Regions from separate parts of the Homo sapiens genome. Here region 2 is linked to region 1. A link is a loop called in an ENCODE intact Hi-C map of the cell type or tissue named here. Cell type or tissue: gastrocnemius medialis. All regions are shown on one strand. Links, peaks and the distances in the headings refer to the core of each region. The heading gives the core; the rest is flanking DNA.

Evidence for each region. Peaks named below come from ENCODE experiments on the same cell type or tissue, not always from the same donor. Only the 100,000 strongest peaks of a DNase experiment are listed, where the experiment ranks them.
Region 2: it touches region 1 in a loop (2.7-fold over the local background); 4 of 110 quality-filtered maps call a loop at or near these places.

Annotation. Positions count from the first base shown.
Region 1 is chr12:26,298,249-26,301,172 of GRCh38, forward strand. LOC105369705 (a long non-coding RNA gene) reads left to right here. Exons shown (of 6, transcript XR_007063249.1): 3 at 17-177; 4 at 2,875-2,924. Among named protein-coding and RNA genes, the nearest start is that of ITPR2-AS2, 19 kb to the right of the region's middle. In gastrocnemius medialis, for the core only: CTCF peaks have their summits at 1,140 and 1,355; a DNase peak (open chromatin) is centred at 975; H3K4me3 peaks cover 689 bases; H3K27ac peaks cover 1,369 bases.
Region 2 is chr12:26,095,795-26,098,718 of GRCh38, forward strand. No RefSeq gene overlaps it. Among named protein-coding and RNA genes, the nearest start is that of BHLHE41, 28 kb to the right of the region's middle. RefSeq lists a silencer at 1,332-1,401. In gastrocnemius medialis, for the core only: CTCF peaks have their summits at 1,442 (motif pointing right) and 1,649; a DNase peak (open chromatin) is centred at 1,437.

The DNA.
Region 1 (2,924 bases), core at 88-2,587:
AATTACTTTCTTATAGATGTGCCAGTAAATATGAATTGGTTGGATTTGACTTCTCAATGATACACAATGATTCTCTACCTGGACTAACACCACAGAGGATGCCATAGAAACTTCTGAGATTTCGATGATAAATATAAAAAGTTGAAGCTTTGGGGAGCCCAAGCCAGGAAGCTGGAGGTCTGTTTGAAATCCTGTTGAGCTCCTCCCCTACCTCTGCTCCAGAAACTACATGGATATTAGCATCAACACTAATCAAAAGAATAAGATCAAGGATACTGAAGAGCTGCAATGCAATAGATTTCTTTATCCTTGATACTTAGATCTGAGCACAGTTCACTGTTGAGAACTGCACAGTTTGCCTTAACTAGAAAGTGTGCATTTTCTTATTTCCTCTCTGGGATGACAGTGATCACCAAAAAATTGTTATTTAAGATACTTCATTTATTCAATCATTTAACAAACATCTGCTTTGAATATCTATTACCAAGTTCTGTGCTAGGAACAGAAAATACAAAATTTCATAAGAAATGATTTCTACCCTTCAATTGCTCATTAAAAGAGCTGCTACCACTTCTTCAAATTTGGTAGTAGTTATTTCTGTGAGGTCACTGGGTTCAGACCTTAACCTATCAACTGGAGTGTCTGCTCTAGAGCTAAGTGCTTTGCTGTGGACACTTGCTATTTTGGGGATAAGAAGTATGATCTCATCTTCTCTTCGATGTTTAGCCTAAGGTGATTCACTTCATTCAGCTTTAACATCACTAAAATGTGAATTCATACTATTAGCGTACTTCTAGTACAAGCTATAAAACCCATTACCCATGTGTAAGGCATAATTCTGACAGCCTAAGCTGGAGAATATCATTAGCTAAAGTAGAGTAAGATTGGGTGAGGTGGTTGTTAAGAGGTTTCTGAATGAGTCTGAGTCAGGCCTCCAGGGCTAAATTTATTAATGAGTCATTTTCCTTGCCTAGCAGACACTGTGGCAGAAAGTGAAAGAGGAAGAAGCCATTCGACGTCTGTTTTTAAAAATGTGTTCTGTCCCTCAGTCCGCCAAAGTAGGTTTCAACATATTTTAGCATTTTAGGCTAATACTTGTAACCAAAATGTTTTCCTGGTTCCTCTCAGTTTGCAAAAAACAAGTGAGGTCTTTTTTCCAGGAATGGGGAGACTGGTTTTCATCTCCTCCCAGAGGGGGCAGATTGTAAATTCCTAGTGGCCAGATATAGCATCTACTACCTTGCTCTGTGCAGAACCTGAAATTCAAATCTGATTATTCCAGGCTTTACTAAAAGCATCTTGATGACAATGATGGTGACATTCCTCACATTCTCTTGCCTTATGTAATTTTAACAGCTTTCATCTCGGATCTATACCAACTTTCCACCTGCATAGCTTTATCCTGGGTCTTTTCATGGGAGATGTCCCAATCAAGATCTCAAATTTGTCCTTTCATCTTTCTCTTGAAACCTCCCCATCTGTTCTCTCTTCCACTCACTCATAAGAACTAAAAATCCTCTTCTACCCTTCTGCTAGATTAAATCACTTATCATTTCTTTCTGTCACACCAGGACATAGGAGCCCTTCTGACTCCATTCAATGCCCCATTCAACTTAAAGTCCGTGGTCAGCAATTACAACAATGTCCCCATCATCCTAGACACATTTATCCATTTGGCACTTAGCCACATCTATCATGCCACCCCCAAACCATGGTGTGCACCCACTATGTTCTCTGGACCTGCCTTTGACAATATGAGGCTGTGAGATAAAGACCAAAATCTTATGGGACTGGCCTTCTGTAAATTTACACTATAAAGTCCAACTGATCTGCAACATTAGGGAGATTTTAAAATTCTGTCAGAAGGCTTAAAACATTTCTCCTGGCCAGTATGTCCAAATACTTTGTTTTCTTCAAATATCCAGCCACATAATCCTTGATCTTTGCAAATTAATCTTCTAGATTTATAAGTAATATTAATGTTATTCCATAATTTCTTTTCTCCTTCTCCCCCTCCTCCTTCCTCTTCTCTCTGGTCTGCAAGTATACATATGTGTGTGTATATATATATGCATACACACATCTCTATATCCATTTGTCAATCTGTCTGTCTATCAACTATCATCTCCTGATTGCGTTCTGTCTTAGCTCAGGCCTATGGTACGTTGTCCAGATCCCCCTTCAAGGAATGACCTGCCACCCAATTGTGGACAGTGTGATCAGCTGATATTGTCCAGCTGTCATCTTCTTCAGGGTCTGCCTCAGTTGCCTTGCCTTGCATCCTTGCAGGAGTGGTCTACATCCATGCCAGAGAAAAGTGGGTCTAAAGGCCTGGTTGTTTCAGCCACTGCAGGATTGTTGACTTGGAATCTTAGCCCTTGAGCTACCTGTCATCTTCAGCTTTCTCTGTTTAATCCTGTTTCTTTGTTCTTCCTTTATGCGTGTTCATCCATAATATGTGGCTTGACCCCAAAATGTGTCTTAGTGTCTCCTTCTAGAGAACCCAATCTAAGAGTAGTCCTAGGAAATACACAGTAAGTTAGAGTTTCATTTCCAGCTGGCAGTGAGGGTACTGGATACCATTGCTGGTGGAAGGTGGATCACAGATAGCCCCTGGCCCAGTGTGTTGATCTGATGGTTAAACTTTTACTGGTGGTGAACTGGGAAGGTGTACTGATAGCAAAGAATGCTCTAGAGGGTATGATGTATCAGGTTTCTGAGGCATACAAAGGAAATTATAGCTAAAAGGATAATGATATTCCTCAATACTGATTGCTAAGGCCATTGATGCCCTGCAGAAACACAACAAATATCTGAGTAACAGATAATTGAATGCTAAGTGGAAGAGCCAGTGGTTTTGTTGTTTTCATGCAGAAGTCCTCATCTCCTGAAGCTGCAAGAAGAGACAGAGCCCAGCCTGATAA
Region 2 (2,924 bases), core at 239-2,738, 200 kb before region 1:
AGAATCCCATTTCAGCTGTTCCTGCCTGAGAGTAACTGCTGACCAGTTCACTAAAAGTTCCTCCACATTCTTCCAAAGAGCCTGAATTATACATTCCTATTGGGAGTTAATGGAAGCCCAAACAAGCAAAAACTAATTTTGGCTGTACTTTTGTGAAATTGATTCAAGTTAGGGCCAACTTCATGGGTATGTAACCTGCATGGTTGTACAGGGCATAGAACTCAGAAAGGCCCTGTGCTTAGTTCACTGCTCTGCTCTCAGCATCATGAAATGCTTAACAATTTTATTTTTGAACTTGTGTTTTGTAAGTGAATCCTGATAGGACAATGGAGCATGTGTGAGCAGAAGAGATGCATGCAACATGCCTACGTACTATGCTTTCCCTCCTCACCTGCATACAGAATTCATAGTGTCCCAGAGCACAGAATTCCAGGGGGCCCACAGTGCAAGACTCAAAGTTCATAAAGGAGGCGTGTTATATCTATAGCTGAGCAAGAGAGAACACTGAGAGGCCACTCTTTCCTTTTGAACCACAACTTGCTTCTAACACAGATAAAAATAATGGCATTCTCAGAAATTATATCACATCCTTTCTTCTTCAGCCAGCACTTAGGCTGAAAATTTTGACAAGAAAGGAAAGCAAAAGATAGGGCAACCCAGAGTCCCTTTACGTTTCAGTCCTTCCTTACTCATCAGCACACCAAAGGCAGACAGTGTTGGTTGAATATGCACGAATCAAGAAGTGACATAAAAACAAAGTAGTTTTGTCCAGCATTTTCACTATTTTGGTAAGAATCAAATATACATGCATGTGTGAGCTACAAAATTCAAATTGTGTAATTTTGGTAATACAAAAGCACAAGGTATATTTGTACATAATGGAAGTTACATTTGCTCTTATATTTGTGCTTAAAGGACACATCATAAAGATAAATGGTAACATTTATGCTAATCATGAAAATTTTCCATTTTTCTTTGGCATTTAATGGCATTTAATGCCAATTTTCCATTTGGCATTAAATGGCAAATTTTAAAACCCCATAACTAGTCAGGAGAGAGACTATGGAAGAAAAGAAAAGGTATTTTAGTACCTTTAGTGGCATTTTTTCCTGTTTGTTGAACAAAGGGCATCACATTTTTCATTTAGTGCTGGGTCCTGCAAATTTTGTAGCCACCTTGTAGGTGAGAAAAGCAGAAAATGATGAGAAAATTAAACTTGAAGCAATGACAGAAAAACATTAAACGACTATTTCTGCAGGGAGTCAGCAAAAAGTGTTCTAACTATTCATTCTGAAAGAATAATATACTATAACTTTCTCAATTACCTCTATCATTTAAACAAAGCACATTAATTTACTTCCCATTCACTTGGCCCTGGGGGTAGGGAGAGTCCCTGGTTATTTCAAGAATCCAATGTCTGCAGTAACAACGAGTCTTACACTAGGGGGCAGCAGCTACCGTCCAGCCACCTTCCAGGGCTCCAAAGCTGCGCCTTAGGTGAATCCTTACTTGAAGAGATCCTGAAAAAATGAAGGAAAACACATTACTAAAGAAGTTTTCTTTTTATCTTTATATTAATTTGCTTTGCTGCAGTGTTTCTGAAAGAGAATGGGCCGCTCGTTCTGAAGATTTAAGGTGTTTCTTTGCCAATAAAGAAATAGCAATTGAACATATTTTATCTGCTCACACTCCATGGCTCATTTCTGAAGTGACAAAGTAACATGGTCTGAAAGATCTTTTTAAACTTAGTTTCTCTGTACAGCCTAGTAGTAATTGGTAATTTTTATCTACTATGGATTTGATCAAAAGGAACAACTCATTGCACTGAGAACACTAAGCTATCGAGTGATACCAAGTGTTAATTTTGTAATTCATGAAGAGTACAGATTTTAGAGGGAAACTGCTGAGTCAAGGGATTACTCAGTCTTTACAAATCCACACTCACTCAGCTTGGCTTGAATTATTAAAGAATCAGGTTGTCCTAACTATGAACAAGAATCCAGAAGTCCAGACTTTATTTAAAAAAAAAAAAACCAGAATGTGTGAAGATGGGTATATTTGCAAAGATGTGGAGAGTTATTCAGTTTGTGCTAAAATAAGAATAGCATTGTCCTACAACTGAGTTGGCTCAAATATAGTTTGCAATATAGCATTCATTTGTTCCAACACAATTTTCCAAATACAAATTTAATGAAAATGTAGATTGAAAGTCCCATTAAATAACATGCTAAGAAACCACTATTGTGAATTCCAAATTCTCTGGCAATATTTCATAAAGAAGTTCTTTTTATCCCAGCTTACTATAAACCTTCAGGGTGGTGGTTCTCAATTGAGACAGTTCCATCTACTAGATAGTATTTGAAATTTTGCAGGGGTGTTTTTGGTGGTCTCAGTGATTACAGGAACTACTTCCTTTTAAGATGGTGGAAAAACGGTAGCAAGAAAACAAACAAAGAAGTTTACCAATGGGCCAAGAACCTGAACAGACATTTCTCAAAAGATGACACACAAATGGCCAATAAGTTCATGAAAAAAATGCTCAACAGCACTCATCATTAGGAAAATGCAAATTAAAGCCACAATGAGATACTACATCACATACAAAAGATAACACATGTTAGCAAGGATGTGGAGAAAAGGGAACCCTTTACACTGTTAGTGAGAATGTAAATTAGTACAGCCATTATGGAAAATGGTATGGGGGTCCTCATAAAACTAAAAATAGAACTACCATATGATCAAGCAATCCCACCTCTGGGTATGTATTCAAAAGTGTTGAAATCAACATGCAAAAGAGATATCTGCATTCCCATGTTCACTGCAGCATTATTCACAAGAATGTGAATGCCAAACTACGGAAGCAACCTAAGCGTTCATCGACAGATGAGTGGATAAAGAAACGTGGTACATAGACACAGGGAAAT